Regions from separate parts of the Homo sapiens genome. Here region 2 is linked to region 1. Evidence: read pairs that join two places in POLR2A ChIA-PET (ENCODE). Cell type or tissue: PC-3. All regions are shown on one strand. Each heading gives the region's core, and the rest is flanking DNA. Links, peaks and the distances in the headings are about the cores only. Region 1 overlaps RPL19 (ribosomal protein L19). Region 2 overlaps LASP1 (LIM and SH3 protein 1).

What was found. Peaks named below come from ENCODE experiments on the same cell type or tissue, not always from the same donor. Only the 100,000 strongest peaks of a DNase experiment are listed, where the experiment ranks them.
Region 2: POLR2A ChIA-PET joins it to region 1 with 15 read pairs; 10 of 35 experiments call an interaction of 5 or more read pairs at or near these places.

Annotation. Positions count from the first base shown.
Region 1 is chr17:39,201,507-39,211,609 of GRCh38, reverse strand. It overlaps RPL19 (ribosomal protein L19), which reads right to left. Exons shown (of 6, transcript NM_000981.4): 3 at 9,171-9,293; 4 at 8,501-8,621; 5 at 7,423-7,533; 6 at 6,878-7,085. The coding sequence ends at 6,962. It overlaps STAC2 (SH3 and cysteine rich domain 2), which reads left to right. Exons shown (of 11, transcript NM_198993.5): 11 at 1-1,069. Among named protein-coding and RNA genes, the nearest start is that of RPL19, 6.3 kb to the right of the region's middle. RefSeq lists enhancers at 1,038-1,704, 1,705-2,371, 2,250-2,379, 2,400-2,489, 4,159-4,418 and silencers at 1,669-1,778, 7,208-7,408. In PC-3, for the core only: a CTCF peak has its summit at 4,463 (motif pointing left); no DNase peak of the experiment used is centred there.
Region 2 is chr17:38,873,204-38,888,914 of GRCh38, reverse strand. LASP1 (LIM and SH3 protein 1) reads right to left here. Exons shown (of 7, transcript NM_006148.4): 2 at 10,735-10,829. Among named protein-coding and RNA genes, the nearest start is that of LASP1, 11 kb to the right of the region's middle. RefSeq lists silencers at 4,600-4,649, 11,081-11,160 and enhancers at 6,657-7,239, 8,407-8,989. In PC-3, for the core only: no CTCF peak of the experiment used is centred there; a DNase peak (open chromatin) is centred at 8,814; H3K4me3 peaks cover 1,228 bases; H3K27ac peaks cover 1,252 bases.

The DNA.
Region 1 (10,103 bases), core at 1-8,000:
GTTCAAGTAGAAAACCCAAGAGCTGGCCAGGTGTGGTGGCTCATGCCTGTAATCCCAGCACTTTGGGAGGCTGAGGTGGGCAGATCACCTGAGGTCAGGAGTTCAAGACCAGCCTGGCCAACATGGTGAAACCCCGTCTCTACTAAAAGTACGAAACTTAGCCAGGCATGATGGGGGTCTGCCTGTAATGCCAGCTACTCCAGAGGCTGAGGCAAGAGAATCACTTGAACCCGGGAGGCGGAGGTTTCAGTGAGCCGAGATTGCACCATTGCACCCCAGCCTGGGCAACAGAGCGAGACTCCGTCTCAAAAAAAAAAAAAGAAAGAAAGAAAAGGAAACCCAAGAGCTGCCTGGACACACGGAAACCCAACTGAGAACAAAATCCTGGCCCGTGCTTGGTCAAAGCAAACCCATTTCACTGTCAGGACCCCCGGTCACACAGGAACCACCCGCCAGGGGAGCCTGTGACTGTCAGTTCCTGTCCCAGGCTTTGCCCGGCCGCCCCAGGAACCCAACCCTCTGGGCTGACCTTTCTCCTGCTTCTCTCCAGGCTCTGCAGGGGACAGGGCAGGTGCTGCAGGAGCCCCTTTGCTGGCTTTATCTGCTCCCTTGTTCTGGACACAGAGCCCTGGGAAAAAGAGGGGGTGGAAGACAGACAAGGAAGGTGGAATGTTCTGTTTTGGCCACCAGGAAATGGGGTGGGGTGGGCATACACAGAGAGGACCCCTCTCTTAATACAGCTGCTTTTCTCGGTGCCAACCTCCCTCCCCCAAGCTCAGATCCTCCTCTTATGCCCTTGATTGTGCCAGCCCATGCCACCCCCATCCTGGGCACAGTTACACCCTCCCATGCAGTGGGAGAAACACAGACCCTCGTACCCAAAGGCCCCTGCCCCACTTCTCCCCCACAAAGCGGGGTCTCAAGCCACACTGCCCTGTTTGCTGCCATGAGGCCCCCCCCCCCAGCAATATCCCAGGGGCGGGCCCAATGCCCACTGTACATGAGGCTGCATGATGGGTCTGGGGCCTTGCTGATTCCCCAGACCCCTAATTAAATGTTTCTTGTCCCAGCCCATCTGCTCTGTGTCTCTCACTGGGACAGAGGAAGGAAAGGGGCAGGGAAGTGGGGAGTGGGGTCTGGGGATGCTGAGAGGGGCAAGGCTGAGGGTGGAAGAATTCCTCCGTCTCTGAAAGGAGGGGTGCTGGGCAGGCGGCAACATGGCAGGGGTCCCAGGCCTCATCCCTTTCCTCCAGCAGCCCGAGGAGGGTGGGGTCTGGGGAGAGCCAAAAGGGGACCTGAGGAAAGTGGGAGGAGGTCTGGGGACGCTGGAGGGAAACGGCTTGGGGCTGCGGTCACTTTCCGCCTCCATGTGCACCTGAGTCGCGCAGGGGCGGACATGCTCCTGCGCGCCAGGGCCGTCGAGGCCGATCTTGCCCACCCAGAGGTGCCCTCCGAGACCGGGCGTGCCGGGGGTCTGGGAGGGCTCAGTACCCATCCGAGGTCAGCCTCGTCCCCGCAGTCCCCCAAGCCGGAGACAGAAACGCTGGCGGCGGGGACAGTCGTGGCCCGTGGGTCCCCGGGATGACTCAGTCGCCCCTGTCATCGGAGCCCAGCATGGAGGGGCCGCACCCCTCCCGCCGCCGCGCTCGCCGCCCACCGCTCTGGCAGAGCTGCCTCCTTCCCCTCCGCCTGCCCAGCCGCGTCATCGCCACGGCGAGCACGTCCTGTGCTATTTATAGGCGGAGGGGAGCGGGGCGCCAAGGAGAGGCGGGCTGCGGGGGTGCTGGGGCACTGCTGGCGCTGCCCGGATGCAGAGTGGGGGCTGCCTTTCCTGATGAGCGCCCCCTCCTCCACCGGTTCCGGTTTACAGCCCCCGCCCCCTGAGCCAGGTAGGCCAGGTGGGCCCAGACCTTGGGTCCCCTCCTTGAGCTTTCTTTGGGCTCCTTGACTTGAGGAAGGCCCTGGAGGTTGGGGGTCGAGAGAGCCGGGAAAGGAGGGTGACCCTCCCCCTCCTAGGATCCCCAGCCCTGGGAGTGGAAGAAGGGGTCACAAGACCAGTGTGAATGCTTAAAGAGAGGGAACTCATAAATAGGCACCTACTGTGCCCAGGGAACCGTGCCAGGAACTTGATGTTACTTAATCCTTTCCAGGATCCTGTGAGGCGAGTGGGGGTGTCCTCCTCTCACAGGGAAGAACTGAGGCACAGCCAGGTTAGGTGGCTTATCTAAGGTCACACAGATTACCCAGCTCAACACTGCCCTCTTTATACATGGGGAAACTGAGGCCTGGAGTGGGCTAATGACTTGTCCAGGGTCACACAGCAAAATGAGTGATCAAGCCAGTCTTGGAAACCGCGGCTTTTTCTTCTCCTTTCAGCTCTTTCCCTCCCCTGCCCTGGCTTCCTCAATGCCTTAAACTAACAAAATGGAGACAGAGACACCCTGAGACGCTGGGCCAGAGGCTCCAGGGATCAAGAGCCTGAGAGCCTTGCAGCCACGCCTTATGCACACCCAGCTGTGTGTCTGCCACCAGCCGGCAGCTGGCCTGGACGCCCATCCCCCTCCAGCCTATTTGCCGCACTGCTGAGCACAGCAGCTTTTTTGGGTGGCTGAACCCCATGCAGCATGCTCACAGCCTAGGGCCTGGGAACAGTTGGTGCCCCACTGTAGCCTTTGCCCTCCTCTGTGCCCACTCTGGGGGTGGACGGACCAGCAACACTACTGGTCTGGGGCAAAGGGTGCCTAGGAAGCTACTGGTGATCCCAAATCCCACCATTTGGCTCTGTTGTCTCTGACCCACATGTGCCCTTCATGCCCCCCTACACAGAAGCTGAGCTTCACCTGGCTTGTACTGTGTGGGATGAAGGTTCCCTGGACTTCAGGGAGATGCAGAAAGAGGAGGGAGTCTGGAGAGATGGATGCTGGAGGTGGGGAGAAGAGAGAATGAGCCCCTCGGTGCAACCCTACTCATTTTGCCAGCACTGCTTCCTTTGGCCCCTTCAACCTTCTTCACCCCCATTCTTACCCGCTGTCCACCCAATGCCTGGGCAGGTGGGGGCACCTGCTGAGGAGTGCAAGGAAGGCAGCCTCAGCCTCCCTGTGCTTTGCAGGAAGCCAGCCTAGGTTAGCCCTGCCGTAGCCTCAGAGGCAGTACTGGAAGGAGGCCAGGCCCCTCTGTACCCTCTTCTCCAGCTCACAGCCCTGCAGTAGCAGCTGTGCTCAGTGCCTCTGCTGCACCCCAATCTGAATCACACCCTCCCACGTCGGGAGACTGCAGCCTGGGAATCAGAGTCAGGCGCCAGTGTTCGTGCAGCACTGAGGTTCTGCACACCCCACTTGTGTCTGCCACCAGCCAGTAGCCAGCCTAGCCCCCCCACCCCCGGCCTGTTTGCCGCACTGCTGAGCACAGCAGAAGAGTCACTGGCTCCTCTGGGTCTCTGTTTCCTCCTCTAGAAAATCAAGCATTGGGTTTGCTCAGGGATTCTTTACGTGGTAAGGGTGTGGGTCACGAGCTCCTTGAAAGGGTGTGGAATTATATGATAGGGACACTTGTATGCTCTTGAAAGAAAAAACATTTTTTTTTACAATTTTTTTTTTTTCCCCTGAGATGGAGTCTCTCTCTGTCACCCAGGCTGGAGTGCAGTGGCTCAATCTCGGCTCACTGCAACCTTTGCCTCCTGGGTTCAAGTGATTCTCCTGCCTCAGCCTCCCGAATACCTGGAATTACAGGCGCGTGCCACCACGCCTGGCTAATTTTTGTATTTTTAGTAGAGCCAGGGTTTCACCATGTTGACCAGGCTGGTCTCTAACTCTTGACCTCAAATTATACACCCGCCTCGGCCTCCCAAAGTGCTGGGTTTACGAGCGTGAGCCACCGCGCCCAGCCAACAAATTATTTTTGATATTTTTGTTTTAGAGACAGGGACTTATTATGTTGCCCAGGCTGGCATGCAGTGTCTATTCACAGGCACCGTCATAGCTCACTGCAGCCCCAAACTCCTGGGCTCACGTAGCCCTTCCCAGTCAGCCTCCAGAATAACTGGGACTACAGGCTCACGCCAATGTGCCTGACAGGACACATCTTTTCTTTTTTCTTTTTCCATAAGTAAGGAAACAAGAGGACACATCTTTTAATCAGATTTTCTCAAGGCTACAGGACCCGGAAAAGATCCAGCAGTTACTTTAGGGGTTCTTTCTGCTTGGGGCTCCTGTGGGAGTGGATCCCTCCTAGGCACTGGCCTGGGAAGAGGTTGGAGGACCATGGTGGAAAGAGGCCAACTTCAGGCCTGGGGTGAGGTTAGGAAAGAAGTGGGGAAACCCAAGGCCTTCCAAGAGGTGGGTTCCTACAACTTCCTAACCCATCTCTTTCTCCCGCCCCCGAGAACAGACAAAAACAAAACCAAAAAAAAACTCCAGTGAGGCAGCAGCTGACACCTGCATTGACCTGTGAGCGAGTAGCACCATCTTCTGGTCCAGGGTGGAAACCAGCTTCTGCGCTGCAGGCTCTGGAATCCTGGGAGGGTCTCATATTGGGTTACCTCATTCTCCTTCCTGACATTTTTTTTTTTTTGGTTGGGGGTTGGGGGGAAGGGTCTGGCTCTGTCACCAAGGCTGGAGTGCAGTGGTGCAATCTTGGCTCACTGCAGCTTCCACCTTTCGGGTTCAGGTGATCCTACCACCTCAGCCTCCTGAGTAGCTGGGACTACAGGGGTGCACCACCATGCCCGGCTAATTTTTGTATTTTCTGTAGAGATGGGTTTTCGCCATGTTGCCCAGGCTAGTCTCAAACTCCTGGACTCAAGCAGTTCTCCCGCTCGGCCTCCAAAAGTGCTGGGATTACAGGCGTGAGCCACCACACCCAGCTTCTCCTTCCTGTCATCTCTCTACTGCATGGAGGGGTTGGGGGTGGGCAGTCTCCACTACCCCTCCTCCTCTGGGCCAGGCCTGGGAAGCAGGTGTCCCACACACCAAGCTGGGAGCTTGGCCAAGACCCTTCCCTTTCTAGGCCTCAGCTTCCCCACTTCAAAGGGCAAGAGCTAATGGGTGAAACACGCTGGCCGCTCCAGTGGCCAGGGGGATCCAGAAGCCAGTGTCCTCTCATCCCAGGCTGTGAGGCATACGATGGGGGGTCCTCTGGACATTTTCTTTTTCTTGAGATGGAGTTTCACTCTTATTGCCCAGGCTGGAGTGCAATGGCTCTCGGCTCACTGCAATCTCTGTCTCCCGGTTCAAGCGATTCTCCTGCCTCAGCCTCCCAAGTGGCTGGCATTACAGGCATGTGCCACCATGTCTAGCTTATTTTGTATTTTTAGTAAAGATGGGTTTTCTTCACGTTGGTCAGGCTGGTCTCGAACTCCCGACCTCAGATGATCTGTCCACCTCGGCCTACCAAAGTGCTGGGATTACAGGCGTGAGCCACTGTGCCCGGCTTCCTTGGGACATTTCTAAGTGTGGGCTTCCCTGCCTTCTGCTACCCACCTGCCCATCCTGCCCAGAATGGCATGAGGACGCCAGAGGCAGAGCTAGGAGTCTGCTGGCCCTGACACCATAGCCAACCTGCCATTCCCACTCAGGTCTTGCCCTTTTCCATCAGCCCATTACATGCCCTGAAAGGCACGCCAGCTCATCACTCCAACAGAAGAGTTCCTCAGAAAAGAGCTGGGGGGCCAGGCACAGAGGCGGGTGGATCACCTGAGGTCAGGCGCTCAAGACCAGCCTGACCAACATGGCGAAACCCCGTCTCTACTAAGAAATACAAAAATTAGGGGGCCGGGCGCGGTGGCTCACGCCTGTAATCCCAGCACTTTGGGAGGCCGAGGCGGGTGGATCATGAGGTCAGGAGATCGAGACCATCCTGGCTAACAAGGTGAAACCCCGTCTCTACTAAAAATACAAAAAATTAGCCGGGCGCGGTGGCGGGCGCCTGTAGTCCCAGCTACTCGGGAGGCTGAGGCAGGAGAATGGCGTGAACCCGGGAAGCGGAGCTTGCAGTGAGCCGAGATTGCGCCACTGCAGTCCGCAGTCCGGCCTGGGCAACAGAGCGAGACTCCGTCTCAAAAAAAAAAAAAAAAAAAAAAAAAAAGAAATACAAAAATTAGCCAGGCATGGTGGTGGGTGCCTGTCATCCTAACTACTCAGGAGGCTGAGGCAGGGAGAGTTGCTTGAACCCAGGAGGCAGGGGTTGCCGACTGCACTCCAGCCTGGGTGACAGGGTGATTCTGTCTCAAACTTTCAACTGTATCTCAATAAAGCTGTTTAGTGACAGCTTAGGTAGTAGCCAGTAGTCCAAGCTCAGGTCCCATTTGTAACCCCCACTTGTCAGCTGAGAAGTATAAACACCCTAAGTATTTCCTATGGCTTTTGTAAAGACTGATTCCTTAACTGATGTCACAACTACTGGTCCCAACCAACATTCTGAGACCACTTCTTAGGTGTCACTCGTGCTTCGAAGGGCAGTTCTGAGGCACAGTATTTTGGAGGCTTGCATAAAAGCCATTCCTTTTCTCCCTACATCCCACTAAAACAAGGTAAAAGACTCAGTGAGCAGGCCAAGTGTAGTGGCTCACGCCTGCAATCCCAGCATTTTGGGAGGCCGAGGCAGGTGGATCACTTGTGGTCAGGAGTTCGAGATCAACCTGGCCAACAGTGAAACCCAGTCTCTACTAAAAATACAAAAATCAGCCGGGCGTGGTGGCACGCACCTGTAATCCCAGCTACTCAGGAGGCTGAGGCAGGAGAACTGCTTGAACCTGGAGGTGGAGTTTGCGGTGAGCCAAGGCTGCGCCATCGGACTCAAGCCTGGGCGACAGGGCAAGACTCGTCTCAAAAAAAAAAAAAAAACCTCACTCAGTAACCGTAAACCTTGCAAGAAGCAGAGAGGAAGGCAGATTAAGGCTTGTTTTATTTTAATGGCTGATCTATGTAATCACAGAGGCCAGTATGTACAGACAAAGTGGGAGGTTTTATTTCTTGGTCTCTTCCTCCTTGGATAAAGTCTTGATGATCTCCTCCTTCTTGGCCTGGAGGCGCTCTTCACGGCGCTTGCGTGCTTCCTTGGTCTTAGACCTGCGGGCCTCAGCCTGGTCACTGGTCAGGGAAGAGAAAAGACGGGTCAGTTTGGGAAGAGATGAGATGCTAGGGAGACAGAAGCACATCCCCAGACCTCTCCCTTTGAGCCTAGTCAGCTTCTGGAATGAGTTGCTGGGCCCACCAAAGGCTCCTGCTTCAACTAACCTCTAGTCCCTACGAGACAGGAAGAGTGGGTGTGTACAGGACAGAGGAGTGGGTGCCTCTAAGGGAACAGCTGTATTCCTAAGACAGACTACGTGCAAGTCAAGACTTAGGCATTGGCACATTTTAAGTATCTAAGAACAACTCTCAAAGGTCTAAGAATGTTCCCCTAAGACTCTGAAAAGAAACTTACGCCAGGAGCTTCTTGCGGGCCTTGTCTGCCTTCAGCTTGTGGATGTGTTCCATGAGAATCCGCTTGTTTTTGAACACATTCCCCTTCACCTTCAGGTACAGGCTGTGATACCTGCAGGGTACACGGAGTGAAGAGATGCTGGTTGGTGATGGATCAGAGGCTGCCTTGTGAGCTGTTCCTCCACCCAAGGTCACTAAGCTTGTAGCTTCCTTTCTTTTCTCCTATTGCTGCATGAATTACTTCCTAAACCATGACTTTTTTGTGTGCAGTTCCTAGATAGAACTTGCCTGGCAAATAAACTGTTGGGCTATCCTGATGACATACAGGGAAAAAAAGAAAGACCAGAATAGAAAAACTTTCTTAGAAAGGCTCCCTACCCATGGCTGGGCGTGGTGGCTCAGGCCTGTAATCTGAGCACTTTGAGAGGCTGAGGCGGGCGGATCACTTGAGGCCAGGAGTTCGAGACCAGCCTGGCCAACGGTGAAACCACATCTCTACTAAAAATACAAAAATTAGCCAGGCGTGGTAGTACATGCCTGTAATCCCAGGTACTTGAGACGGTGAGGCAGGTGAAGTGCTTGAACCTCGAAAGCAGATTGCAGTGAACCAAGATCGTGCCACTGCATTCCATCCTGGGTGACAGAGCGAGACTCTGTCTCCAAAAAAAAAAAGCTCCCTACCCAAGGCCAGTAAGACAGATCTCTGTGGGCCACGCGTGGTGGCTCATGCCTATAACCCCAGCACTTTGGGAGGCCAAGGCGGGCGGATCACAAGGCCAGGAGATCGAGACCATCCTGGCTAACACAGTGAAACCCCGTCTCTACTAAAAATGCAAAAAATTAGCCAGGTATGGTGGCACATGCCTGTAGTCCCAGCTACTCAAGAGGCTGAGGCAGGAGAATAACTTGAACCTGGGAGGTAGAGGTTGTAGTGAGCTGAGATCGCGCCACTGCACTCCAGCCTGGGTGACAGAGCAAGACTCCATCTCAAAAAAAAAAAAAAAAAAAAAAAAATCTCTGGGAAATGAACTAGCCATCAAAGCAGCAAATGGGTACTGGGCCCAAGAGGGTGTGCTTACATGTGGCGATCGATCTTCTTAGATTCACGGTATCTTCTGAGCAGCCGGCGCAAAATCCTCATTCTCCTCATCCATGTGACCTTCTCTGGCATTCGGGCATTGGCTGTACCCTTCCGCTTACCTGTGGAGAAGATGAGTTAGGAACGGGCCACTACCCAGGCCCACTGTGTATAAGTACACCAAGTGAATATAGTTTCAAGTCAGGGTCCTTAACTCATTTAATCCTCACAACCTCATTTTAAGTAGCATTACTTCCATTTTCCAGATGATGATCCCAACTACGTAAGTTCTTTCGTTTACTCAATTTTAAAGGAAGCACAAATACAGCAATAATTCCCCATTCACTTCATGCAGAATGTGGGTGTAACAGGCAGTGCACCAAGGCAACACAGCACGTTGTAAGGAGCTTCCTTCGATCATTCTGAAACTAGAAAGTACAGAATCCTTGGCATAGTGTAGGTAGGGACTTAGTAAATGTGACCTCCTACCAGGGATACTCTCAATTCCAATACCAGCACCAACTTTCTGATTTGCACACAGGCAGAAAACACATCAAATATCAAGGAGTAAGAAACAGGCTCAAGATGAGACAGAGTGCTTAGATCCTGAATATATTTCAGCATAGATGCCAGCACCTATCATTTCTTAAGGAGAAGATGACCACACTTACCTATGCCCATGTGCCTGCCCTTCCGGCGGGCCAAGGTGTTTTTCCGGCATCGAGCCCGGGAATGGACCGTCACAGGCTTGCGGATGATCAGCCCATCTTTGATGAGCTTCCGGATCTGCTGACCTGGGAAAGCATAATGCACCTGGTCAGTCAACTGGGGCCCAAGCACATCACAGAGTCCAAATAGGCCAGGCCAGAGACACTGCTCACATTCTTGGCCCCACGGTCTCAAAAAGGATGGAAACACTGGAACTTATTTCTTGCCTTCAAAAACCCAAAAAACCTCTATCTTTTCTTTTTCCTTCACAAACAGAGGTTGTGAGAAATACCCTTTGTCTTTGAGACAGTCTCCCTATGTTGCCCAGGCCGGTCTTGAATTTCTGGGCTCATGATCCTCCTGCCTCAGCTTACCAAGTAGCTGGGATTAAAGATGCCTGCCACCATGCCTGGCCATTTCTACATTTTAAATATATGAAAGCACACTCAAAAGAACAAGCCTGATACAATGACTCCTCCATTTTATAGACACTCTGAATGAACTTTCCTAGGTTTGTAACAAGTCAACCCAGGCTAGGTGTGGTGGCTCACGTCGATAATCCCAGCACTCTGGGAGGCTGAGGTGGATGGATGACCTGAGGTCAGGAGTTTGAGACCAGCCTGACCAACATGATGAAACCCCATCTCTACTAAAGATACAAAAATTAGCTGGGTGTGGTGGCACGTGCCTTAGTCCCAGCTACTTGGGAGGCTGAGGAAGGAGAATCGCTTGAACCTGGGAGGCAGAGGTTGCGGTGAGCTGAGATCCTACCACTGCACTCCAGTCTGGGTGACAAAGTGAGACTCTGTCCCAAAAAAAATAAAATAAAATATAAAGAGTAAATTAGCTGGGTGTGGTGGTGCACACCTCTAATCCCAGCTACTCAGGAGGCTGAG
Region 2 (15,711 bases), core at 4,530-12,529, 330 kb after region 1:
CGCCAATTTCCAGGCCCAGCACAGCCTGGTCCCCAGGAAGAGGGCCTGGCTTGGAGGCAGCCGAAGCCACGGCAACCCTCAGAGCCTGCAGAGACCTCCAGAAGACTCTGGTCCAACTCCCTCATTTCAGAGGAGGAAACGGTGTGCTGGCACCAGGCACTTCTCCCTTAGCAGTCTTCATAATTAACTTATTTATCACATCAATGTATTGTCTTCTCTCTCCACTACTTCTCTATGAAGGGAGGGATTTTGGGGTCTCTTTTGTTCATTGATTTATCTCAAGTTCCTAGAATAGTAGGCGATGCTCAGTAAATATTTGTTGAATAAACAAATGTCAGGCTGGGCATGGTGGCTCACGCCTATAATCCCAACACTTTGGGAGGCCAAAGCAGGTGGATCACTTGAGGCCAGGAGTTCGAGACCAGCCTGGCTAACATGGCGAAATCCTGTTTCTATTAAAAATACAAAAATTAGCCGGGCACCGTGGCGCATAGCTGTAATCCCAGCTACTCAGGAGGCTGAGGCAGGAGAATCACTTGAACCTGGGAGGTGGAGCTTGCAGTGAGCCAAGATCCGCCACTGTACTCTAGTCTGGGCGAGAGCAAGACTCTATCTCAAAAAAAAAAAAAAGTCACGCCAGGAATTGAAGCTGGTGCAGGACTAGAACTCAGCCCTTCTCCATCCCTCTCTCATCACAAGGTCCCCTAGCAAACCAGCTGCAGGAGAGACAGGCAGCTCTGAGCCATGTGGTTTGTGTGTATGTGCTGCTATGAGAAATGTCTGGGGGTCTGCATGGGCCCCAATTACTTCAGGGACTGGTGGGTGGCTTCTCCAAGCCGGAGCCCGTCAGGCCATTTTTAGCCCTGGGTGACCACAGCCCACCACAGCTATGACCCCTGCAGATCCCTGACTCACAGGCTGCACCCAGGTAAGCCATAGATGGCCTCCTGGGACCTCTTCCTAGGCACGTTCCACCCAAAACTGACACACTCGAGAGCTAAGAACGAGCTGCCCCTCTGCTCGGCATGTTCTCCTGCCGCCCACATGGCCGTGCATCAGAGCTACCTGTAAACAGGCGACTTCCCCTGAGGCCACCACTTGTGAAGGGCAGGGCTCAGGATTTGGAGACCTCAATCAAAGGAGCATAACTTGACAGGGCCCAGTGCAGGGCTCTGGCCCTGCCACTGACTTACTGGGTGACCTTGGCAAATCCTTTTTCCCTTGGGCCAGTTTCACTGTCCCGGATCCAGATGATCCTAGCGGTGCCCGTCCCCCAGCCCTCACCTGGGTCCTGGCCACCCAGGTCAGCCCAGACTCGCAGTTCCTCCAGCAGAGGAAGGGAAGATGAGGAAAGGCAAACACAGGTGTCCGCAGCTGGCAACAGACGTGGCCTGTGATGAATACGTGGCCAAGTCTGGGGTCGTCCCCGTGCAGCCAGGGCCACCCACAGCTGAGGAGCTCCCTTCAAAGTTCCTGTACAATTCCAGGCCAAGGGATGATCAACCACGAGTCTGTTCCTAGAGACCAGAAAGGGAAGATCTCTAGCAGGGCTGGCAGGCCCTGAGGCCCTAAGAGGGAGCGCTTCAGAGACGAGACGACCCTCCTCCCAACATCAGAGCCATTCTGCAGACTGTATGGGCAGGGGCTGTGGTGAGGCAAGCACATGGAAGTAGAGGCACATGTGGCAAAAGCAGGGTGGGGGAGAGGAGACCTCCGGGCAGCTCTGGCCCAGCACTCGAAGACTCAATTCTGAGAAGATGAGGCTGGTTAGCATTTGATGGGGAGGGCTAGAGGCAAGCAGGGCAAACACATCCTCCAGACCCGGTCTGCAAAACCCTGGGGTTTCTCATTGGCCAGAATGCACAGGGTTAAAACAGGCCAGGCTGGGTGCAGTGGCTCACGCCTGTAATCCCAGCAGTTTGGGAGGCCAAGGAGGGCAGATTTCTTGAGCCAGGAGTTTGAGACCAGCCTGAGCTACAGAGCGAGAGCCTGTTTTTATTAAATAAATAAATAAAACAGAGGCCAGCTCCAGTGCCCAAAGACCGCCAGACAGGTGCACCTGACGTGCCCCACCCATTCCACAGTCTGAAGTTCCTACACACACTGCACTGTGCCTCACACACGATGAATATATAGATGTGCCCTCTGCACCGATGGGCGCCTCCAAGACACCCAGGCAGCAGCTGCATTGAGGCCATGTCCACACACCCCCTGCACCCCACACTGTGTCCCTCTGCTCACCCTACACCCACCAGACGGTCTCGGGAGCCCCTCCAACATGCAGCAGGCACCTTGGGTGGGGTTGGCAGGTACTTCATCCTCTTCAGAAGCACCCTTCCCCCTAGTCTCAGCCCCCGACAGCTGGAGTGCTAATCCCATCAGAAGGGAAGTGGGGGTGAGCCAGCCCAGATGTGAGCTCAGCTTAATTTGGCAGGAGTGAGGGAGGATTTTAATCCTGCATCAGATTAACTAGATTAAAGAGGCACTCCAGAGCCTCCAAGCTCCTTCCCCTGCCCACTAAGCCCAACCCCAGGCAGAGGAAGGCAGGCAGACAGCTTGGGCTATATTCCTCTTGCTGGGTCAACCCTGTCCCCTCCCCACAGCCCACAGTCCCCAGTCCCCAGCCCCCAGCCCTGGCGAGACGACTCTGCCTTTCCCTCTCCCGGCTCACTACGCTTCAGGTTTCCATGGCAACCTCATCTTCAGCTCCAGGCAGGAGAGCAGCAACAGTGAGAGAGAGAGTGAGGAGAGAGCGAGAGCGAGACAGAGAGAGAGAGAGAGAGAGTGAGAGTGAGAGAGCGAGTGAGAGAGAATGAGTGAGAGAGAGAGAGAGGTCTACGGGGGTTGAGGAAGAGGCACAGACAGCAAGGGGGTCCTCAACTAAGGAGAAGCCCATGAGGGCAAAGTCAGGAGACTGTGTCTATAGGATCTTTCTGGATAATTTAGGTGAGGAGGACAAGTGTCACGGGTTTGTTTCTAGAAGCAAAGGCATGAGAACATCAGTGCTGCACCCCTCCCCCCACCAGCATGCCGGGCTTCAAAGAAAGCTCCAACTGATTTGACCTCCCTCCAGAAACAATTTTTGGGAATTCTACCTTTTCCCTTCCTGCCCATCCCATCCATTACCCCTAGATCCCAGCAGGGATGGCTGGAAATGTGTGCATGCCAACATGGGTGCTAAGACAGACCAGGGGCCACCCGTCCCAGCTGGTGACTCCGCTGGAACCCAACCCCATGACAGACTGGGCCATGGCGAGGAATGAGGGACAGGTGATCAGCTGGGTGCAGGGCAGAGTCCAGAGCACAGCTGTCCTTTGTCCCATAGGCCAGCCTGTACTGGCCCCTTGTTAATCATTCCAAGTGGGTGGTGGGCTCTCTGCAGGTGCCCCACCCACCCTTCCTCCCTGCTATCAGCTGCTCTGGGGAGTTTGCAGGGAGAGGCATGTAGGACAGGAAGAAGCGGGGCAGGAACAGGGACTGGACAGGGATAGGGCAGGGCAAACAGGCAGCTATTGGCAGCAGCCTCGGGCTTCAGGACAATTTACAGAGACACAAAGCAACATCTTGGCACACTGAGTCCTGTGCACATTCTCTCTCAAAACCCACCACACAGCTTTAGGCTGGCATTCTCATTGTGCCGTTTTACAGATGAAGAAACTGAGGTCCAGTGTCAAGGACAGAGACCTTGCCCAAGGCATTCTCCTCTACACCACAGCTGCCCAGACAGCGAAGGGGAGGCCAGATGGACCCCAGCCACCTCCAGCACTCAGTTCTGGGGAAAGATGTGCTTGGCAGGTTGGGTGCAAAACAAAGCACTTCATCCTTCAAACCCAACTCGTTTCCAAGCTCGGCCATTATGAGAGATATTCTGGGGCCTCTCAGCCACACCTGCTTAGGAGCTGCCTATCCCTCTGAACTTTTCAAAGGTATATGATACAGGTCGGGCACGAAATGCCAGCACTTTGGGAGGCCGAAGCGGGCGGATCATCTGAGGTCAGGAGTTCAAGACCAGTCTGGCCAACGTGGCAAAACCCTGTCTCTACTAAAAATACAAAAATTAGCCGGGCGTGGTGACACACGCCTGTAGTCCCAGCTACCCAGGAGGCTGAGGCAGGAAAATCCCTTGAACCCGGGAAGCGGAGGTTGTAGTGAGCCGAGATCACACCTCTGCACTTCCACCTGGGAGACAGAGAGAGACCCCATCTCAAAAAAAAAAAAAAAAAAAAAGCCGGACGTGGTGGCTCACGCTGTAATCCTAGCACTTTAGGAGGCTGAGGTGGGCGGATCACTTGAGGTCAGGAGTTTGACACCAGCCTGGACAACATGGTGAAACACCGTCTCTACTAAAAATACAAAAAAATTAGCCAGGCATGGTAGCGGCCTCCTGTAATCCCCGCTACTTGGGAGGCTGAGGCGGGAGAACCGCTTGAACCCAGGAGGCAGAGGTTGCAGTGAGCCAAGATTGCGCCATTGCACTCCAGCCTGGGCAACAAGAGCGAAACTCTGTCTCAAAAAATAAAAATTAAAAAAAAAAAAAAAAAAGGATATGATACTGAAGAGGCCCTGTGTCCCAGGAGAGGGGTTATCTGTGAGGACCTCTGGGTGGCCTTCCTGCTTGGTGGGACTACAGGGGCAAGGTTTCCGGGCTCACAGGTGACAGGGACAGCTTGTCAGCCACCAGCCTCACTCTCCAGTCCTGCCATCAGCCACACTCCAGGGTCAGAAGAACAGGATAGCGAACCCGAAAGCCCAGCGCCCTTTCTACACAGAGCCTCGCCCGTTCCAGGCTTGGATCTCTTCAAAAACCACAGCTTTGTGTTCAAGGAGGAACAAAAAGACATCAACAAAAGCAACAAGGAGCTTTTGGTTTTACCAAAAGGAAAAAAAAAAAACAGCCCCCACATCCTGCCTCTAGAAAGAGCTGCGGATTCCAAAAGCCCCTACTGGGAAGGCTGCCCACAGGCGGGAAGGGAGGGCTCCCTGCTAACCCAGTTTCTCACCCGTCCATCCCCTCAGGCCTAAGGGGCTGAAGTGGTGGCGATAGGAAGCAACAAGGAGGCATTGTTCAATCAGAGGAAAAAAAAGAGCAGTCAAAAAGATCAAGGCTAGACTTGAGGAAGAACTTACCAGCCATCAGATTGCACACAAAATGAAAAGAAAAAAAAAAAAAAAAAAGCCTGCCCCTGTCGGTAATATAGAAGAGAAACAATTCTGCAAGTTGAGTAAGGCATGGAAACGCGGGCCTGTTTCCTCATCTGTAAAACGTAGGTGTTAGGAAGCAAAGTGATCCCTCAGGCTCCAGGAGGCCTGAAGGACAGGGATTTGGGGGTAAGTGAGGTGGGAGGGCTACCTGGAGGCCACATTTGGCTACTTGGGCTGGCCATTTGCACTTGCCCTCCCCCACACTGTCATCCCTAGTCCCCATTTTTCCAGTTAGAGGCAGACAATTTTGGGAAGGAGGGAAAGCCCTGGGCCCCAGTGCGGGGTTTGCCTACTCCTGCTCCACCTATTTTTATTTTCATTTTTACATTTTTTAGAGACAGAGTGTCCCTCTGTTGCCAGGCTGGAGTGCTGTGGTGCAATCAGGGCTCACTACAGCCTCAACCTCCCAGACTCAAGTAATCCTCCTGCCTCAGCCTCCCAAGTAACTGGGACCACAGGCCCACACCACCACACTCGGCTAATTTATTTCATTTTTTGTAGAGATGAGGCTGGTCTTGAACTCCTGGCCTCAAGCGATCCACCCTCCTCAGTCTCCCAAAGTGCTGGGATTACAGGCATAAACCACTGCACCCAACCCTGCCCCACCTTTTAAAAGCAGCTGGGATTAAAGACAGTTTGCTAGAATCCAGAGACACTTAAGCACCCAGCCTTGTCTGACACAGACCACACCCTACTCCCATCTGATGCCTAAGGGAAGGGGCAGAAACATAGTTCCTGGCTCCCCAGAATCAGGGACATCTTTACCCTCCTCAGTCCTTACCCCACAGCTCAAGGAAACTGGAGAATGAACCCCAAATATGTGCAGTCAGAGAAGAGGGGAAAGGTGCAACCAAGTCCCCCAATTTTCCTTCCCCAGCCCATGCCCACCTCCCACTTGACACCTCACAAGCTGGTTTCCCTGGCTGGCAACCCTGCCTCCTGTCAGTAGGGCCCTAAAGAGGAGGGAACAGGCAGTACTCTAGACTATCTGCAGGGAGACAACGATGCAGGTTTATGCTAAGCCTGGGCGTGTGGACTGATCTGCCCCACTTTTGGAAAATCCAGTTTACAAAACAAGTAATGGAGGGCATAAATATCTCTCTTAAATATCTCTCTCACCAAGAGCAGGCTCACTCCACCCACCCAGAAGCTTCAAGAAAGAATTCGGGCCGGGCAGTGGCTCATGCCTATAATCCCAGCACTTTGGGAGGCCGAGGCGAGTGGATCACCTGAGGTCAAGAGTTCCAGATCAGCCTGGCCAACATGGAAAAACCCCATCTCTACTAAAAATACAAAAATTAGCCGGGCATGGTGGCAGGTGCCTGTAATCCCAGCTACTTGGGAGGCTGAGGCAGGAGAATCGCTTGAACCTGGGAGGCAGAGGTTGTAGTGAGCGGAGATCGCACCACTGCACTCCAGCCTGAGCGACAGAGACTCCGTCTCAAAAAAAACAAACAAAAAGAATTCTATTAGCAGTTCTTCCTCCACCACTGGCTATTGTGCAGAAGCCGGGAGTGCACCCTCAACCTTGCCACAGCATTGGCTGCATGGCTGCAGTCCTGAAGGTGGAAACACAAACACAGCCCATTCAGTCCAGCTCCCAAGTCCTCCTCCCCCGCCCCAGCACCGGCGTGGGTGTCTGCCTACACACCAGGCATGTGTGTAACTGCACGCATGTGGGGGTCCGCCACACCAGGTGGGCTGGCAGTGAGCTCTGGCCTATGTTCTCTCCCCTGCCTCTCCCCCAAACAAGTCTGATGCAAGGACAGAAACAGAAGAGGCCTTTTCACTGCCTACTTTACAGTCACTTTCTAGAGCTTAAATCTGAATCTTGAGAAACCACAGGGAAAGATAGCTTTCTTCTTTCTTGACCAGCCCCCTGCAAGATCCTAGCTCCCCTCAGAGACTAGCCAGAGACAGGCAGAACATAGAGGCCTCCCTGCACACCAAACTCACACACTCACTGGGTGGGCCCAACTCCCTGGCAAAGTGCCAGAAGAAACCACGTGCCCCTACGGGTCCTGCACTGGGCTTGGCCCAGCATGGAGCACGTGATGCTTCAGAGAAGGAAGCCAGGCCTGTGGTCCACAAAGCAAGACCAGAACAGAAATGGCAGAAAGCTGTACCCTGGTAAACCCAGGATTCAGGAACCTGAATGTCACTCAAGGATAAGACCAGAGGCAGGAAGAAAACACGAGGAGGCTGGGCTAAAGCAGGTAGATCACCTGAGGCCAAGAGTATGACAAGCCCTCCTCTCTACAAAAAACTTAAAAATTAGCATGGCGCCACATGCCTGTGGTCCCAGCTACTAGGGAGGCTGAGGCAGGAGGATCACTTAAACCCAGGAGGTGGAGGCTGCAGTGAGCCATGATCACTCCACTGCACTCCAGCCTGGGTGACTGAGCAGGACGAAGTTTTTTTGGAGACCTTGTCTCCAAAAAACCAAAGCAAAATAAAAACAAAAAAAGTAAGAAAGCAGGAGGGAATGACAGCAAACACTCGGCCTAGCGTCTGGCACATAGCAAGAGCTCAATAAATCCTCTTTGGTCTAGGGTCCAACATCCCTGGGCAGGAATTTTTTTTTATCTTTAGTTTGTTTGTTTGTTTGTTTTGAGATGGAGTCTCGCTCTGTCGCTCAGACTGAAGTGCAGAGGCAATCTTGGCTCACTGCAGCCCTGGCCTCCCAGGTTCAAGCAATTCTCCTGCCTCAGCCTCCTGAGTAGCTGGGATTATAGGTGCCCACCACCACATCTGGCTAATGTTTGTATTTTTAGTAGAGACGAGTTTCACCATGTTGGCCAGGCTGATAGAACTCCTGACCTTAAGTGATCCACCTGCTTCAGCCTCCCAAAGTGCTGGGATTACAGGCGTGAGCCACTATGCCAGGCCTCCTGGGCAGGAATTTTTAACCATGGGGAAACCAAGGCTCAGACACGTCCAGAGAGCACTCCTTGCAAGCGGGCGCCACACCTGGTTCATCCCAGAATCCCCACGGGTAACTTCTTGGCCCAGTGGATGCAGGGGAGGGAGAATGACTGCCTTGGGCGAGGAGGTGCTACTACAGCTAAAGTGAAACACAGCTGGGTCACAAAGCCCCCAGGTCTCTCTCACTAGGCTCCTTCCCAGGAAACATCCCAACTGGGCCAAAGGTCAATGAGGCATGGCAGAGGCTAGGGCTACAAAAGCTGGAGGAAACATGGAGAGGCCAACCTGCTTCTTTTGGCTGGAGGCCAGGAGGGAGACAGGGGAACCTCTGCCTCTGCAAGTTGGAAGCATCACCCAGAGAAGAAACCTTGATCTGCCTCTTCTGGCTCCCCCAGTCCCTGCAGGAGCCCTCCACCCAACCTTGTGGCAGCTTCCCAAGAAGACAGTAAAAACAGTAAGCTGGAACTTTGGATGAGGCTGATAAAACGCAGAGAAAACAAGGACAAGCCTCTGATTTTTCTCCAGCTCCCAGTGCTCACTGAATTCTAGGCTGCTTGAGTCACTGGGCTCCAAGGCTCGGTCAGACTTCTGCGTGCTGGGGCGGAGGCTCAGAATCTAGCCTGAGGTGGTCCAGCAACGGAGGGGTTAACTGCCCTGGCTTCTCTGAACCCCACCCCACTACCCAATGGAGGGAGGAAGTGGCAGAGAACCAGGGCTTGTGTGAGCCCTTAAGAATTCGAAGAATGTCCCATTTCCCTTGTGGGGGTGGGAGGGGTTGGTAGGGGGAAGAGGAACAGTAGAAATTAATAGAAGAGAAGGGGCAGCTGAAGGAGGGGCCAGGACAGAGCTGCAACCCTTCCTTTACCCAGATAACCTGCCCAGTGCCCTCCTTCTTCCAGAAGGGACAACTTCATGTTGCTTCTTGGGCTTGAGATTTTTATCAGGAATCTGTTTTCCCAGCACCTGGTGCAGGTTAGTATGTATTATAGCAGCAGGCAGGCAATAAATGTCTGCTGAATGAGCGAGCCCCTAAAAAGATGAAAGAGTGGTCTTAGCCAGGGAACGGGAGGGGGTAAGGAAGCAAGGAAGGTTTGGGGTAAGGTTAGGGGTAAGGCTGGAGGTTTAAGCCCCCTTTTTAGACAAGTCCCAAATTTTTTTTTCCCTGGGTGAACTTCAGCTGCAAAGAGCCTCCTGACTGAGAATTAAGAGAAAAAAAAAAAAAACTGGACTCAAGTCAGATCCTAAATTCATGTGAACACTGAAATTACCATTACTTGAGTTGGTTGAAGTTAAAAAAAAAAAAGTTAAAATTAAAAAAAAAATCGAATTAAGGCTGGGCGAGGTGGCTTATACCTGTAATCCCAGCACTTTGGGAGGCTGAGGCGGTGCATCACTTGAGGTCAGGAGTTCGAGACCAGCCTGGCCAACACGGTGAAACCCCGGTCTCTACTAAAAAATACAAAAATTAGCTGGGCATGGTAGCATGCATCTGTAATCCCAGCTACTCAGGAGGCTTAGGTACAAGAATCGCTTGAATCCAAGAGGCGGAGGTTGCAGTGAGCCAAGATCGCGCCACTGCACTCCAACCTGGGTGATGAGTCCTCTGACTCAAAAAAAAAAAAAAAAGCAAATTAAAAGAAAAAGAAATTATCATTACATCATTACTTATAAGTGACTTGACCTTCCAAAGCCTCCACCTCGCAGGTGGAGGCGGCTGTGAGGCCCCAACACTGAGTTTGTACTTGCTACTCACAAGGTCAATTGGAAGATGGAAAATTGCTGTACTTTCTGGGATTGCATGGGATGGGATGGGATGGGATGGGAGGGGAGGTATTCCTCCAGGCTCTGGGATGGGGGACCCCACCTCTATACTCCCTCCCTACCGTCAGCTGCTGCAGGTCCCAGTGCAGAAGGAACAGAGCTGCACTATACTCAAGATGACTATACTCAAAAGAAACAGTCTCCACAGCCTCCCTCACCAGGCAGGGAAGAGATCTATCTGGCCCAGGCAACACCCTTTATGCACCCCTGCCCATTCTCAAAAAATGAACACCAAAAGGGCTGGCATGAGGCTTCCAGAGAGTTTTCTTGAAGGAACCACTGGAGGAAGGAGCCCCCAAAGCCTAGAAGTACCCAGGTGAGAGAAGGAAACTGTCGATTTTGAGGAGAGAAATAAGGGAAGGTAAACAGAACAAAGTCCTCAACCCCAAATACAACAGACACGTCACTCATTCTTGAAAGACCACGAGGAAAGCCCCCTCTTTTGTAGCAGGGGACAGTGGAAAGAAACGTGCTCGCCTTACTGCCCGAAATTGGGTTAGAGCCTGTCTTGCCCTAGCCATCCCACCTTGAGAGTCTCTTCCCTTCCCTAAGCCCCAGTTTCCTCATCTGTACTTTAAATGCACTTTAAATGGGGGATAAAAGCACTTTAAATGGGGATAAAAAGTGCTTGCTTCATTCAGCTGTTGTGAGGACAAACTGTGATGTTCAAGTAGGGGATGGAAGTGTTCGCCAATGTCACCTTGCGGTTATTGGAAGGAAAGGAAGAACTCACTCGGGGAGGGAGCCAAGGTGCCCACCCAGCCCCCTGCCCAGAACAGGACTCACGCGTTGCAGTAGGGCTTCTTCTCGTAGCCCTTGTAGTTCTTCATGTTCAGTGTCATCTTGCAGGTCTCGCAATGGAAGCATGCTTTATGCCAGAACTGGGGATGGAGACAGGAGGACATACATCAGATACCAGGACTTCTGAAAAAGGGGCTCAGGCCCTAGGAAGGGGCACTCAGGAGCTGCTGGGACTGTCCTAGGCCCATGGCTGTGGGGAGAACATGGAATCATCCCAGGTGAGCTGGGGGCATTTCAGGTCACAGGCTTTGGCACTCCCCTCCCCTCTCTCCTTCCTCATCCTCCACCAATGGGCCATTTGAACCCAGGAGGAAGAGACAGGCAGGCATGAAGGACAGGGGGGAAGAGCCCAGTTATAGCAGTGGCAGCAGCCCCCAAGTCAGCTCCACCCTCCCCAGGGAACCCCTCCTGCCCAGAGCTGGCGAGGCCTCATTGCTTATGCAAAGCTGCGCTGGGTTGCTAGGGAGCAGCCGCTGAACATGAAGGAGCAGCTCCTCTGGTGGCACCAAGGCCTCAGAAGAGGAAGGCCCAGCCCCCACACACCCAGGCCCAGAACCCAGGTGCTCCTAGCTCCTGTACCAGGGCCCAGCACACCCACCAGCCCCACATGAGCCCCAGGTGGTGCTACAGCTCCGATACCTCCCACTTCCTGTGGGATGCCTGGCCAGAGGAGTGGGCTGGGTGTCCCAGGCTCTGTCAACACAACACATCCTTTCTACCCTTCCCTCATCCTCTCCCACCCCAGGAGGAGGGCAGGAGAGCACCCGGCAGCGGGTCTCCCACTGAGGCACTGAAGGGCTCTACTTCAAAGCCTTGAAGGTGGACACCCCTATAGTGGACATCAAAGCTCTACCCCACTAACTGTATGGCCTTGGGCGGGGCCCTGCACCTCAGAGGAGCCCACTTCCTGGTGTGTACAATGGATGTAATAACACCTGGCCCTCCTGGGATTGTCCAGGACTGAGGAGAAATCACCTTCAAAGCCCTCAGCACAGCACTTGGCACCTCTGAGCACTCAGATGTCAGGTGCTGGGCACAGCAGGTGTGAACCTTAGCCGAGGGGGTCAGGGCTCACACTGGAGATTGTGTGTGTTGGGGTGCAGAGGGGCTTCACTGTGCCAACCACAGCTCCAATCCATTCATGCGTGTGAGAATGTGGGACACGGCCGGGCACGGTGGCTCACGCCTGTAATCCCGCACTTTGGGAGGCCGAGGCGGGCGGATCATGAGGTCAAGAGATCGAGACCATCCTGGCTAACATGGTGAAACCCCATCTCTACTAAAAAGACAAAAAAATTAGCCAGGCGTGGTGGCGGGTGCCTGTAGTCCCAGCTACTTGGGAGGCTGAGGCAGGAGAATGGCGTGAACCCAGGCCACTGCACTCCAGTCTGGGTGACAGAGCAAGACTCCGTCTCAAAAAAAAAAAAGAGAATGTGGGACACAGGGCCCATCCAGGGTGGCCGACGGAGGGAAGAGAGTGATGACAGAAAGAGAACAGATCTAGCCGGGAGCGGTGGCTCACGCCTATAATCCGAGCACTTCGGGAGGCTGTGGCAGGCGGATTACTGGAGGTTGGGAGTTCAAGACCAGCCTGGCCAACATGGTGAAACCCCGTATCTACTAAAAATACAAAAAAATTAGCCGGGTGCAGTGACGGCGTGCCTGTAATCCCAGCTACTCGGGAGGCTGAGGCAGGAGAATCGCTTGAACCCAGGAGGCAGAGATTGCGGTGAGCTGAGATCATGCCACTGCACTCCAGCCTGGGGTATAGAGCGAGACTTAATCTCAAAAATAAATAAATAAATAAATAAATAAATAAATAGGCCGGGTATGGTGGCGCATGCCTGTAATTCCAGCTACTTGGGAGGCTGAGGCAAAAGAATCACTTAAACCCAGGAGGTGGAGGTTGCAGTGAGCCAAGATTGTGCCACTGCACTCCAGCCTGGGTGACAGAGCAAGACTCTGTCTCAAAAAAAAAAAAAAAAAAAAGAGAAACGATCTAACAGGCTCCACGTGGCAGCCTGGAGGGGTCTTTGTGGAACCCCTGAGAAGTATTGATGCTTAGGCAAACCCATGACAACAGGATCTAAATTCACCCCCAGAAGCCCAGGATGATGTGCTGGATCACCACCAAACAGGGGTCCACTGCCAGGACCCCAGAATAATCCAGGCCACCTGAGTGACCTGGCTGGCCTGTCCCTGCCCCATTTCCCAGTAGTCAAGGGAGACATTCCCCATTCCAAAAGAAGGAGGCCAGGAGGCAGGCCCAGGGGGACTTTTGAAGGAGCCCAGCCACAGAGCTGGTTCTTGGCCATTTGTCAAGGAATTCCCCCAAGGCGATGCTTTTCAAAATGTTGTCTCCAAACCCCCGGAGGGAGAGGTGCTTCTGAGACACTGGGAGGAGGGGATAGCAGAAAGAAGGCTGAGAATCTGGGATTCAACCTCCCTACCATGGCCCACTTCAACCAGAGACCCCCAGGGTAATTTCAGGGGGAAATCACCTTCTAATAGGGTACTGGTTCCCTATCAAGAAGACCCAAAGGAAAAACCTAATGGTGGAATATTAAACAGAATGCTAGGAGAACCACTCTTGGGGAGGACGGCCAGCCGGAAGTCTGGAAGCAAAGAAGTGGCGGGTCTAAGCTTGGCCCCCTCCCCAACCTGGGCCTATCCCAGTGACCCAGGGCCCCCAAACTCCTATGAGGCAACTTAAAGACTCCTTCTGGTGCATAACCCAATAGACAGAACCCACCGGGACACTAAGACAGACTGGTCCCTGCCCCCACAGGCCCCTGAAGTGGTGCATACCCCAACACACAGAACCCACCAGGGACACTAAGACAGGCTGGTCCCTGCCCCCACAGGCCCCTGAAGTGACAGCCCCACTCCCTCCCCGAGTAACTGGGAGGCATTGGCAGGGTGCCCCAGCCTGGTCACCACCCAGTCTGCTGGCCTCTGCCTACTTAGCTGCACAGGCCCCTGCCTAGGCCCCTGCCTGGGCCCCTGCCTCCCCCTACCCCCACAGGGGCCTGCCAGGAAAAACATTCTCCAGAATCCAGACCATGACCCACTTTCTCACACACACACACACACACACACACACACACACGAAGGGCTACACACTGTCCTAGGACCACGGACCTCCAAGGCTGCCTCCTGATTGACGTTGGGGAGACAAAGGGAGAGAGACCCCTACTCCAGATGGCCAGGCCTGCACCCGGAGCCAAGCCCCTTGGAGAAGGAGGGTGGGGTGTACTGAGCAGGCAGGGGGCACAGGGCCAACACTGGACCCAGTGGTTCCAAAGACCCCTCCAGGCTGCCACGCGGAGGAAGCAGAGCCCCTCTTCTAGGGGATGGCACCTATTTCTATCAGTAGCTCCTTCCCACCTCCCTCACAGGCCCCACACTCTCATCCAGACACCCAAGGGTGGGGCAGAGGAGGGTGGTCGCCTGTCCCCCTGCAGGGGGCTCTGAGCAGAAACATGGAAACCAGTTACTATGAAGCACAAGTGTCAAGTGGAGCTGCAGCCACTGTCTCCCAGAGTGCTGGAAGGTCAGGAGAGGAGGCCGTTCCACCCCTAATGCTTGGCACCTCCAGCAGCTTCAGGCGACTCCCCTACCCTCTCTGGAGGAAGGCCCCAAGGTTCAAGAAAACCCACCAGCTCCTTCCACTGTGTCCTTTTTGGGGTAGGAAAATTGTGGGGAGGGGAGGCAGAAAATGGCCAGTCCCTCCACAACCGCTGTGAGCCAAGCCTGGACCCTAAGATGAAAGAACTCCTGCCTTGTCTCAATGGGGTCTGGGGAAGGACACTGTCAGGGAAATATGTCCAGAGGACCCCACAGTGACCCCGTCTGCCTCTGCCCTGCCCCATGGGCTCTGTCCCAGAGCAAGAGCCCCCCTCTTTTAAAGGCCCCAGGCAAGATGATTTCAGCGAAGCATTCCTGGGCCTCAGGACTCAAGGAAACTGCACCTCGAGGCATGCACCTCTGCCCCTTCCTGCTGCCTGCAAAGTCCATGGCTTCCCTGTTCACAGAAACCAGACAGACCCTACCTCTGCTGCCTGTTAGAGGCCTCTCAGCCTGGATCCGAGGCTCCAAGGCAGGGTCATCTTGATCTTCCCTTGCCTACCTGCAACCCACTCTAAAGAAAGGTAAACAGGCTGGTAGGGGCAGAAGCCTGCAAGGATACCCCTCACTTGGGACAGCCTGTCCCTCTGTGGCTCTGGGTTGGGGGGGATGTGGCAAGCTTCGTGTCACTGTGCCTGCAGCCTGGCACCTTGGCCTCTGAACCCAGGCTACCTGGGGTGGCCATGACTCAGGGATGGATTATGAGACCATCTCTTCCCTTCCTGTTGCCCAGGGTTACAGTTTCTCCCTCCTGCAGAGGCAATGCCAGCCCCACCCTGGCCGGGGCACCAGCCTAGCTTGGTTGGCCACCTGACCCGCTGGCTTAAAGGCATAGATCTTTGCTGCACCTCCACAAATTCCGAGGAGGACAGGATTATTCCCAGTGGCCCCACGCCCCCATACAAGACCCCAGGCCCAGAGCATTCCTCCAGATAGGGTCAGGAAGGGATGGGACCTACTTTTGGCACAAATGAGATGTAAATAAAATATAAATATGTATAAATAAAAGTACTTTCTGCAAACACACTGGCAGAAGAGCTGAGCAGAAAGAACTGTGGATGTGAATTTCAGCTCTAAGAGAGGGAGATGAGCCACATGGGCTACCTGAGCCTCCATTTATGGAGTGCATCGTTTACAAGAGCGAATACACCTACTTTGTGAGGCTGCTGTGAAGACTGAGCCCAGCATATCGTGATAACTAGTAGCTATTATGAAGGGATGGTCACAAGATGATGGTGGGGTACTCTAAGCTTCAGCTAGCAAAACGGGGCACCACAGCTGTGAGGACTTCAACCCCCTCGAGTGGGGAGGGAGCGCTGAGACAAGCAGAGGCAG